Linked DNA regions of Homo sapiens: region 1 is linked to region 2. A link is an interaction called in ENCODE POLR2A ChIA-PET data of the cell type or tissue named here. Cell type or tissue: PC-3. All regions are shown on one strand. Links, peaks and the distances in the headings refer to the core of each region. The heading gives the core; the rest is flanking DNA.

Evidence for each region. ChIA-PET counts read pairs that join two places held together with the same protein. Peaks named below come from ENCODE experiments on the same cell type or tissue, not always from the same donor. Only the 100,000 strongest peaks of a DNase experiment are listed, where the experiment ranks them.
Region 1: POLR2A ChIA-PET joins it to region 2 with 5 read pairs; 2 of 35 experiments call an interaction of 5 or more read pairs at or near these places.

The regions. Positions count from the first base shown.
Region 1 is chr5:91,482,394-91,487,785 of GRCh38, forward strand. No RefSeq gene overlaps it. Among named protein-coding and RNA genes, the nearest start is that of ARRDC3, 100 kb to the left of the region's middle. RefSeq lists an enhancer at 4,948-5,392. In PC-3, for the core only: no CTCF peak of the experiment used is centred there; DNase peaks (open chromatin) are centred at 2,478 and 4,428; H3K27ac peaks cover 374 bases.
Region 2 is chr5:91,680,169-91,685,560 of GRCh38, forward strand. No RefSeq gene overlaps it. Among named protein-coding and RNA genes, the nearest start is that of ARRDC3, 300 kb to the left of the region's middle. In PC-3, for the core only: no CTCF peak of the experiment used is centred there; no DNase peak of the experiment used is centred there.

The DNA.
Region 1 (5,392 bases), core at 105-5,104, 200 kb before region 2:
GATACAGTAAATATTTATACATATAACCCTGTTAAAGAAAATCTCTTTGGAGTCCTCAGTAAGTTTTAGGTGTAAAGTGCCTGTGAGATTAAAAAGTTGAGCTGCTGCTTTTATCTCTTTCCTGAGTGACAGGCAGAGTCAACCATGCCACTCCTACCCCAACACAACCCAATGGTTCCTCCTTCACTCATGGTAAAAGCCAGAGCTCTCACAGTGGCCCATGAGGTCTCTCATTGAGCTTGTCTTCTCTAACCTTACCCTTTGTTCATGTTGCTCTAGATACCCTGACTTTGCTGTGTTCAGGAACATGCCAAGCTTATTTGGCCTAAGAGTTTCTCTGCTTTTTCCTTTTGCCCTGAGCCCTCTTCCCCCAGATTTTTGTTTATCTTTTCATTTCATTTCTTGGCTATGCAAATGTTACCTCAAGGGAGTCACCCCTCTTGCTTTTCCAAAACTGTTATTTACCCCACTTGCTTAAATTTTTGTGATGGCACTTCTCATTACCTGATAATGTAATTTGCATTTATATTTTTACTTGCTTACTACCTGTCCTTTCTAGTAGAACTGCCACTGTATTAGGTAACAGGTTTTGTTATGTTCATTGATTCAACTATAGGATCTAGAATGCACCAGACACGTAGTATATATTTGTTGTATAAGTGATTTAATGGTCTGTCTTAACATCTTAGAGGTAACTGTGGCAGCTTCATTCACCCTCACTTTGCAGCCCAAAGTTGGAGAACTTTTCTGAAGGACTTCTATATGTCCATTTTGAAACAAGTCAGAGAAAGAGTCCTTTGTGCTAGGCTGACCAGATAGTTCCAGGCCAGGATTTTCATGGGATTTCCACTTTACAACAGAGGTCTTGAAATACCATAGTCCTGGACTACTTATGGTCTACTTTGATGGCAAGTTCCAACTAATAACACACCATTTAATACTATATTGTGGAGTTTACTTGGCCGATGTAACAAGTCATAGAGCGTATATCAGTTCCTACAGTCTGTTGCTTTTCCTAAGCTCTCTTACTGGTTGGATACCTTCCTTATGTTGTAAAATCCTTTCCCTAGTCATACTTTTTTGGCGGGCTAGATACTATGAGTTTTTGCAATCACCAGAGAACATTGCAAAAATTCAACATCACTAAAATTTTGTCTGTATATAGGTCAGACCTTGCCTCTGCATGCAGGAAGCTTCTTGTACCATAAAGCAAAGAGCTTGTAACGATCCATTTTTCTCTCCTTATAATACTAGGGCCATCAGCTCTTCCCACTCTTTCCCTTATTCCAAAAATTTGTGTAAGAAAGATTATGAGAGAATTTGTAAGTATAGCATACATTTGTTTGAAATATATCAGAAGGAGATAAGTTTTCATAAAAGAAAACCTCAGAAATAATATGACTTTTTAAAAACCAATTGTATTTGCAAAGACTTAGGCTTATAAGCAAAAAATTAATTGCACACTTTAAAAGAGGTATTTATTGTGGAATTCTCTATGTGTTATTTTTTGATTTCATAGTAATTATACCATTTACCATCAAGATAACATTATTAAGATCTTAGAGTGAGCTATTTTAAAGGTTCATTTAAATATATTATTTCTTCAAATCCTCAAATCACTCTATTATAAATACTCACCGCCATTTTGTAAATAAACTGAGGCTGGACTGGGTGCAGTGGCTCATGCCTGTAATCCCAGCACTTTGGGAGACCAAGGCACGTGAATCACCTGAGGTCAGGAGTTCAAGACCAGCCTGGCCAACATAGTGAAACCCCATCTCTACTAAAAATATAAAAATTAGCTGGGTGTGGTGGCATGCGCCTAAAATCCTAGCTACTCGGGAGGCTGAGGCAGGAGAATCGCTTGAGCCCGGGAGGCAGTAGTTGCAGTGAGCCAAGATGGCGCCATTGCACTCCAGCCTGGGTGACAGAGCAAGACTCCGTCTCAAAAAAAAAAAAAGAAGCTGAGGCTGAGAGTTTAAGTAATGTGTACAAGATTCTGCAGCTAATAAAATAAGTGGGAGCATCAGAATTCAATCTCAGTTCTTCTGATTTCTAGTCCAGTTCTCTTTCTATTTTTTCTCTTTCTATTTTACCATTATACTATTTTGAGGTAACATTGAGTAAGGGTTCTTTATCATCTTGGTTAGTTAAGTGCATATTGATTTAACATTCATGTAATAATTGAATAATCACCTTTAGCAAATACCAGAGAATATAAATGCAGCCCAAAAATTATAAAGTACCATTGAAAGATAACAATTTCTTCTGAAAATCCAATTTCAACAGGAGGCCAAGAGGAAATTTATATTATCAAATAAATAAGGGACTGAAAGAAAGCAGAATTTGTATGAGCTTGTACTATGAGATACCATCATAAAAAACTGATGGCATCTTTCAGAATTGGTTAAAAGCCACAAACTTAAGAAGGAGAGGGAATTGGAAGTCTCTTCAAATATCTACTGTGTCTAGTCATGAGGCTATTTCCTGGACACTAGGAATGACAATTATTTTATCCAAGCAAAGTAAACACTCTTCCCTGTTGCCAAATATCAGTAAGAAACATAGCTGGCAAAGAGTGAGGTGAAGGTTAAAAAAACAAGAGAGAATATATTTATACTGATTTTTTAAGTGCTGAGTGTAATAGTTATTAATGTTAGTAAAAATGGATTAATTAGACAAGCATTCGACATTGAAAACAGCAGGCTTCTCTGTGATTTCTCAAAGTAATTTTTAATTGAAAATATGGGAACCCAAGAAAGTGATTTGATTAAAATTCTTTACTTTCAACATTGGTAATTACAACAATAATTTCTTATTGCAGCACTTTTGAATATTAGTTAACTATTTAATTTTATGATGCATGTCACTGATATACCTAACTGCTAGAAGATGATATGGTAATACACTTGTCATTAGTGCTTACTGATGTGTGAATTAAACATTGGTATAAAAGATGCTTCTCACAGTCATGTAAATGTTAATTAAATTGGTAAGTATAAAAACACTTCTTCTGAGCAACTTTTAATTTAAGCAGTTAGAATAAATATGTTACACATCAGGATGTTCTGATTCATATATTTTGGGATTGAGGAAAAATGACTTTGGCAGGTTCCCTCTTAGAGTCATCAAATAGCTGTCTGTTCTTCTAATTAAGTATTTTGACATAAACTTTGAATGTAATAAGATAATATTAAAGAATTGTTTACGGAAAGATAACTAATAAGTCAACATGATGAGGCATACTAGGAGAGCACAATCGGAGCAGCCTTCCTCACAGAAATTAGGTAATGAGGCAGCTGCAAAAAATGCTGGTATAATTTTTAACTGATTTAAAAATACATCACAGAGAGGTGAGAGTGCTGCTGTACTTCATATTGGTAGGGGCAAATGTAGCATATTGTCTTCATCAGCGAGGGATGTGGCCTTGTGAGAGGGGAGAATAACCAGCAATGGGAGAAGCTTTACAACCATGACAGTGCAGCCAGATCTGAAAGTCATGGGGATGTTTCTTCTAGAGAGATAAAGACATAGATAGATTAATGTTTTTTTTGAGAAAAGTATTTATTAGCCAGTGTCCTTGGTGTGTCTTGAAATTAGGACACAATTGTTGTAGCTACAGACCAATTACCAGAAAGAATAGGCAGTGAAATTCATACACTGTTCTCTTACTTGTTTGTACTGTCTTCCAAAAGATTAGCATTAGTTCTTGATTATAGAATTTTCCAAATGAAAATGTTTGCATTTTGACCTTTCAGAATGAAATTTAAAAACTGTGTTTAAAAAGACTTTAGATAAATTTAAGGAATAGTTGTTAAGCAAAATTAGAGGAAACATGAAGAAGCTGGGACTTTCTGTGTTAAAAAAAATGTTTCTCATCTTTAGCCTCTCCCAACAAAAGATTTTCAAAATCAGTGATGACACCAGAAAAATGAATAATGATCAGATCCAGCATGCTATCAATAAGGCATAGTCTCAGATTAAAACCTCAAGGGTTTGCCTGTAAGACGTTTGTTGTGACCTAAGAAAAGTTTAAGGGTGTGCTTAGGGCTTCCAAAAATATTAATGCATGCCCTTTCTGATAGAAAATAGGTCCCCTAAAGATCTTAAGAGTGTGACTCTTAGATATTTTAAACTAGAAAAAAGGCTTCTAAGTACCCTAAAGTCCATGGACTTTGATGCTTGGGCCAAGTATTTTTAGAAAGAAATTGGGGTGTGAATTTTGTTGAGTGGAGTGGATTATAATTTGACACACAGGAGGCCCACAAAGCTTCTAAAGGAGTTACACAAAGTTTGACTTAAAGGGATGAGATGATACAAAATGAAAAGGAAATTCTTTGTATTCCTAACTCGCAGGAGACAAGTTAAAAAAAAACCCTGCTTATTTGCAAAGATGACTATTCTCATGAAGAAAGAGGGATGACTCAGAGGGCAGAATCAAGATCCCAGGAGGAGCAGTCAAAAGCTACAGAGAATCACTCCCAGGAAATAGGACTGTGCCATAATTAGGGAACCAGTGACACATGCCCAAATAGATTTCAGAACGTCTGTGGACCTGCTATGTACCTACCATTTTGTCTCTTTGTGAAAGAGAGAATCTATTTCAGTCATCCTATGCCTTTTCACTATTGTGTGATATGTGTATGTGGCAGATAATTTGTCTCTTAAGTTAACAAGTCTTCAGATTTACAGAAACTGTACTTGCAAGATTTGAACCTGAAGAAACATGGCACATCTGCACTTGGACCCAGTTTAAATAACAAGATCTTGAACCTCAAACCTGAGCCTGATGCCATAGTGGGATGAGAATATTGAGAATCTTGAAAGAGTGAGTGGTACAGGCACAAATTTTGGTGGCCAAAAGGCAAACTGATAGTAAAAGAATGTCCCTATGAATTCTGTTCCTTTTTATATAGACATGCTTCTACTTATGTCAAGAAGAGGATTTTTAATTTCCCTCTTCTTGAATCTGGGCTGACCTCAGTGACTTTCTTGACCAATAAAATGTGGTGAAAATTATGTTATGGGATGTCTGAGGATAGGTGATAAGAAGCTACACAGATCCTGTCTTGTTTGTTGCAATGCTTACTTATGAGACATTTCCATTCAGAAAGTTGCTGTTGCTGTGAGAAGCTCCAGCCACAAAGAGAGGCCACTTGTAGGTATTCCAGTTGAATGCTGCAACTGGGCTTCCCACCAGGAGCCAGCATTAATTGCTATCTTGGATGAGTGGCTCAGTTAAGCCTCAGCCATTGTCTTCCGTTGTATGAGACACTTCAAATAAGAGCTACTCAGCAGAGCCCAGTCAATCCACAGAGCCATGAGAGACTATACATTGCTTTAAGCTACTAGAATTTGCAACGTTTTGTAATGCATAGATAACCAAAACAAT
Region 2 (5,392 bases), core at 169-5,168:
GACTGACCTCCTTGATTAAATACTTTCTGAATTAGCTCATCCTTTGGAATGAGTTTCTGCTATATTATCAAGCCTTGGATTAATGTTGTTTGGGAATGTTATTGTGATGTATGTTTGTTGTTCCAACTACACTATGGACCTTCAAAGACTGAGGCAGAAATAGAGACATTAGAGAAACTGGAAGAGCAATTTATTTCCTGAGGCATACTCTCTAAAAGTAGCATTTTTTCAACCATTTTTTTTCCAAGTGGAGATGTTCAACTTATAGTTATTAACACATTATGAAAAGAAACATTACAATGGTGAAACACTAAAAGTCACCTTCAAGCTGTGCCTCTTTTTCTATGTTTTTGTTTCTCAGTGAGCAGATAGTACCAGCCATGGCCTGTCTGGATCTTTCCCTGAGTTTCTTCCGCAGATGTAAGAACTCTCCTGTCTTTCTGCCCCATTCAGAACATATAGTGAACACTTCTGTATTTCATAGGCAAGCATGTATTTATATGTTGTCATGTTGTCATGAAATGGACAGAGATGGCGTGTAAGATTTTCTGAGAATTATAATTTTGCTGTAAGACTTTAATAAAATCTCTGTTTTAAGGGTAAAACTTGAGGATTATGGCATAAATCCCAAATTAACAAAATGTTATTTAGGAAACTTCAACACATTGGGTGCACTGTCTATTTCTTTCTTTGGATCCCACTGGCTCCTATTAGCAAAAAATTATATATATAAATTATATATATATTTATAGTTATATAAAATTATATATTATATAAAGTTATTTGTATATAAATATATATGTATATAAATATTTAATATATAAATATATATTATGTGTATAAATATTTAATATATATTATGTATATAAATATTTAATATATAAATATATATATATATAGAGAGAGAGAGATAGACACTATATTGTCTTAAAGGTAACATATTTTTATTTTTAAGAATATTCAGGAAAGATTCAAGTTAACATTTCCTTTTGTAACCATTCCTTTATTCCTATGATCTGGGTAAATTTGCCTAGTCTATTTTTCTTTACCCTAGATTTAAAAAATTTAAACAAATCAGGAAATAACCTTGTTTTCTATTCTTCTTGTAAAAGCAGCACTTATTAAAATTTCATTCAGTGTTTGATCCCTTACTCCCCTAAAGCTTAGATAATGTCCAAAAAATCTACTGCAAGTCAATAGGACTGTTTCGATACATGCTTCATTATCGCAGCTTTTGCTGCATCCTTGATTGAAGGTCATGCTCTGCTAGATGCATGGCAACACCACCAGTCAAGTTCACATCAGATCTGCTTCTTGAGGTTTGCAGAATAGCCCAAAAAAAGTCATTCAACTTCTGAGGAACCACACTGGAATTTTGGCTGGCCGATAGGATTGGTGTTTTTATGTCTTAGCTGTAATTTTGGTAGGTTATTTAAACCATGCCATTAGATGGGTTCCTGAAATAAACTAGTCTGGATGGAAATAAATACTGGGGAATATTCACTTTAAAAGAGATGAGCGTTTTGACTCTCTGAAGTCTTACTGTGGTAGAAAATAACTCTTTTCATGCCACCAGAGGCAAAATTGCTGATTAATGGAGAAATGCAGTTAGCTAGAAAAAAAATCTTTACTGACACTATAAAAAACAGTATTTTATGCTGTATCTCTGAACAATACAACAAACTTTTCTTTAAATCATCTGCTTTAGTCTGGCATCTTAAAATGGAGATGTAATTATTTTCACAATCGATTAGTTTTTTACAGTTGCCATAAATGGTAAAAAGAAGAGTAAAAATAAATCCATAAAATTCCCTTCCCTGACAAATGGTTTATAAGTCATAAGAAAAACTGCACCTCTTCATATCCTTCAAATTAATTGTTTTATTGATAAAATAAGAACTGTTTAAAAATGCTTAATCAATGCAAATATGGCATAATTATTGTGTCTGGGAAGTTTTTTGTTTTAATTAGAAAAAAAGAATATTTTAAAAATGCACTTAACCTATTCATTGTATCTTGGGATATTTGTGAAAAGAAGTGCAGTGATCTAGAAAGTAGAAGGATGGTTACCAGAGGCTGAGAAGGGGGTGGGGGACAGGGAGTGGTGTGGAAGGATTAAAAAAATAGTTGAAAGAATGAATAATACCTAGTATTTGATAGCACAACAGAGGGACTATAGTCAAAGTAATTTAACTGTACATTTTAAAATAACTAAAGATTGTAACTCGATTGCTTGTAACACAAGGGATAAATGCTTGAGGGATAGATGCTCCATTTTCCTTGATGTAATCACTACACATTTCATGCCTGCATCAAAATATCTCACATACCCTGTAAAAATATACACCTACTATGTACCCACAAAAATTAAAAATTAAAAAAAGTAGTGCACTGACAGTTTATAGAGGGAGGAAATTGCTTTGAAAAATATCAAGATACTTTTTAAAACGGTTTTCTTCTTGATATTATTTCTCCATTTTCTGTTGCCCATTTTTGTTGCCAAATTCTATATCTGCTCCCTATTAAGAGAATTTACTCACTTCCATAAGCATGTGGTAAATTGATATTGTAACACCCAGAAAGAAGCTCTAAGCTTTTTAGGGGTTTTACATGTGTGACGGAAGAATACCCCAAAACAAAGACTCCTTGAAGGGCCGGCTGCATAATTTGTAGGCCCACTGAAAAACAAAAATGGAGTCCATTAAAAAATGAAGAATTTCAAGGTGGTAACAGGAGAGGATGAAATCAAGCATGGAGCCTTTCTAAGCGAGGGGTCATTTGTGGTTGCACAGGTCAAGGCCTATGAGGTTGGCCCTGGCTGCTTCTGGGAGCCTCTTAACTATTCTCTTCCCTGTTTTTAAAATTATTTAAATGAGGATCATCTGTTCTTTTATTTGTCATAGACTTTGAGCAGCTCTTTTCCTCTCTCTTTAATATTTTGGATCCTTATTTTTGCCTTTCTGTCAATTTTTGATTCATGCCCATGCTTTAAAATGCTCAGTGATATCCTTCTTGACAACTAGCTCCAAAACATCTTTCAATTTAACCACCTCCTTGATTTTCCTTCTCCTTCTCTTCCCTCCAATTCTAGCCTGCATGATCTGGTTCCAATACCCTGATTTATGCCCTTATCCAACACTCCTCATTGACCCAGGTTTGTTAAATGCTCTGTGGGCCCCTGGAATGAGTCAGTAACTCACATATCTTGAGACTAGATAGCGGTGTCTTGACCACTAGGATTCCATTACCTTTGTGTTCTTCTTCCTCTGCCGTCAGATTTTGGAAAGATCTAAAAACAAAGTATGCATTTGTTATTTTTGGATGTGGTTTGTTTTTAGATTTATGACCTCATTTCTACCTTTGTGAACAGGACTAGACAATAACTTAAAAGAGACTAAGGCCCTCTTTCATCATTACTGGAAACTCTTAATAAAACCTTAAGCCTTTTACTTCCTTTTTTTTTTTTTTTTAAACTCCTGGGTCCCATCTGGATCCTTCTAACTCTGAAGATCAACAGATAACCTTCAAGAAGGAGGAGGACAGCTTAACAGAAAGAAGAGGAAAAGGAAATTTTAAAAGGGTAACTTTGAAACTAGGGTACTTTTGAGAACAAATGGTTCAGGCTCTAGGGCACACAACCTAAACAAGCAAAGCCAGGGAACCAAAGAACATATGAAGATTTTTTTTTAAATACAAATCCTTCTAACAGATATGTCTTATCCTCCTGACATTAGTGCAAGAAACTGAGCCAAGGGTAGGAATGAAGTTATCATATCTCCTCCTGGACTATCTGTTTCTAATAATAGTTCTACAGTTCTAAAGCAGCTTCTTAATTTCTCTTAATCACCTAATAAGGTAACAGGGGAAGCAATAGTCACTTCTTATCATTGAGGAAACTGAGGCTCATGTGGCTTAGCTGATATTTCCAAGGTCACAAAGTAACATAAAAATTTAATGAGAACTCAGAATTCTCAAATGCCTAATAAGGAGTCTTGTCATATCTTCTTGCTAGTATCAAGATATTTGTCACTGTTGTCACTGTTTTTGCCAATTTCCATGTTATTTCTAGATTAACCATCACTTAGGTCTTCAACTTCCTTTACTGTTTTTCTTCTTTCCGTATTCATCATTCTTATGTATGACAATTCTTTAGTTTATGCCAGTGTAATTTTGTTGATAGACTGTTTTTTCAAGTATTTGAAGCTAGTTCTTTGATATGTATTATTTCAGTAATGAGGTAAGATAGCACGCTAAAAATTACTACAATTTTTAGCTTAACCAGTAACTTATAGTTTCCATATGTCACTGGGTGTCATTTATAATCTCTCAAAATTAGACTCAATAGTTATTTATCCTGAGCTATATCGTTAGTTTTAAATATCACCAGGCTTTTAGATGGAGATCTTAAGATTGTACAGTTGCTTAGTTACTGGCTTTTTTCATTGCTTCCCATTTAAGCCAATGACTAAATGAACAATTAGGACTTGGGTTGTGTGAGGAATGTGTTTTATTTGGCATGGACCCTAATGATCAGATAATGAACAGCTTCATTCCTATCAAGAGGATATTCTAAAGGATGGTTTCATTTCTTAATGCTGACCCTCACTCTGAGAAGCAGGCTGCTCTAATCATGATAGTTAATGACCAATAAGTGGCCATTTGTCACATTTTCATTCTTTATTCCAGGCCTCAGCCAACCTCTAACATAAAGGATTCAGACTATGATAAAATGCTTTAACAGGTAATGATGAGAGAGCTGATGAGAATTTTTAGGGCAGAGTTCATGCTCCATATGTTCTCTGTAGTAATCATATTGAAAAATAGTAGTTTGGTTCGAGGCACTACATAGTTTGATTTACTGGACATTTATTGACTACCCTATGTGTAACTCCTAACAGTAGAAAGAGAAATGAATATCAAAGCACAAATCTCTGCCTTTAAAAAGCTTATTCTGTAGTAGGAAGTCAGGTTCTTAATAAAAATTTAAATGAAATAGATTAAGACAAGTTTGATTACTAGACTCGTTCACAGAAAATTTTATAAATTCAGCGGAAATCTTAGGAGCCTCCAAAAATTATGAAGGTCTTTAAATGGTTTCTTTTGTACCCTGGGCTTGTATGTACTTGACATTGAATATAAATATAACCCAACATTTGAAAAGTTCACAGTTAAATTGTGGAAGTTCATTAACTACATGATTACAGCTGATTTGTTATGTTTAAACTTCCATAATCCATTTACAAGGTTTGTCCATTTAAAATTTATAAATTAGCAGTTTTCTCTGCTTCTATTATTCAGGTCATTGCACCTTAGATAAGCTAAGTGTTTAAGTGTTTCCTCTAAAGAAAGCAAACAAAATTTAAATATCTAGCATAGGAAGGTCGAACTACAG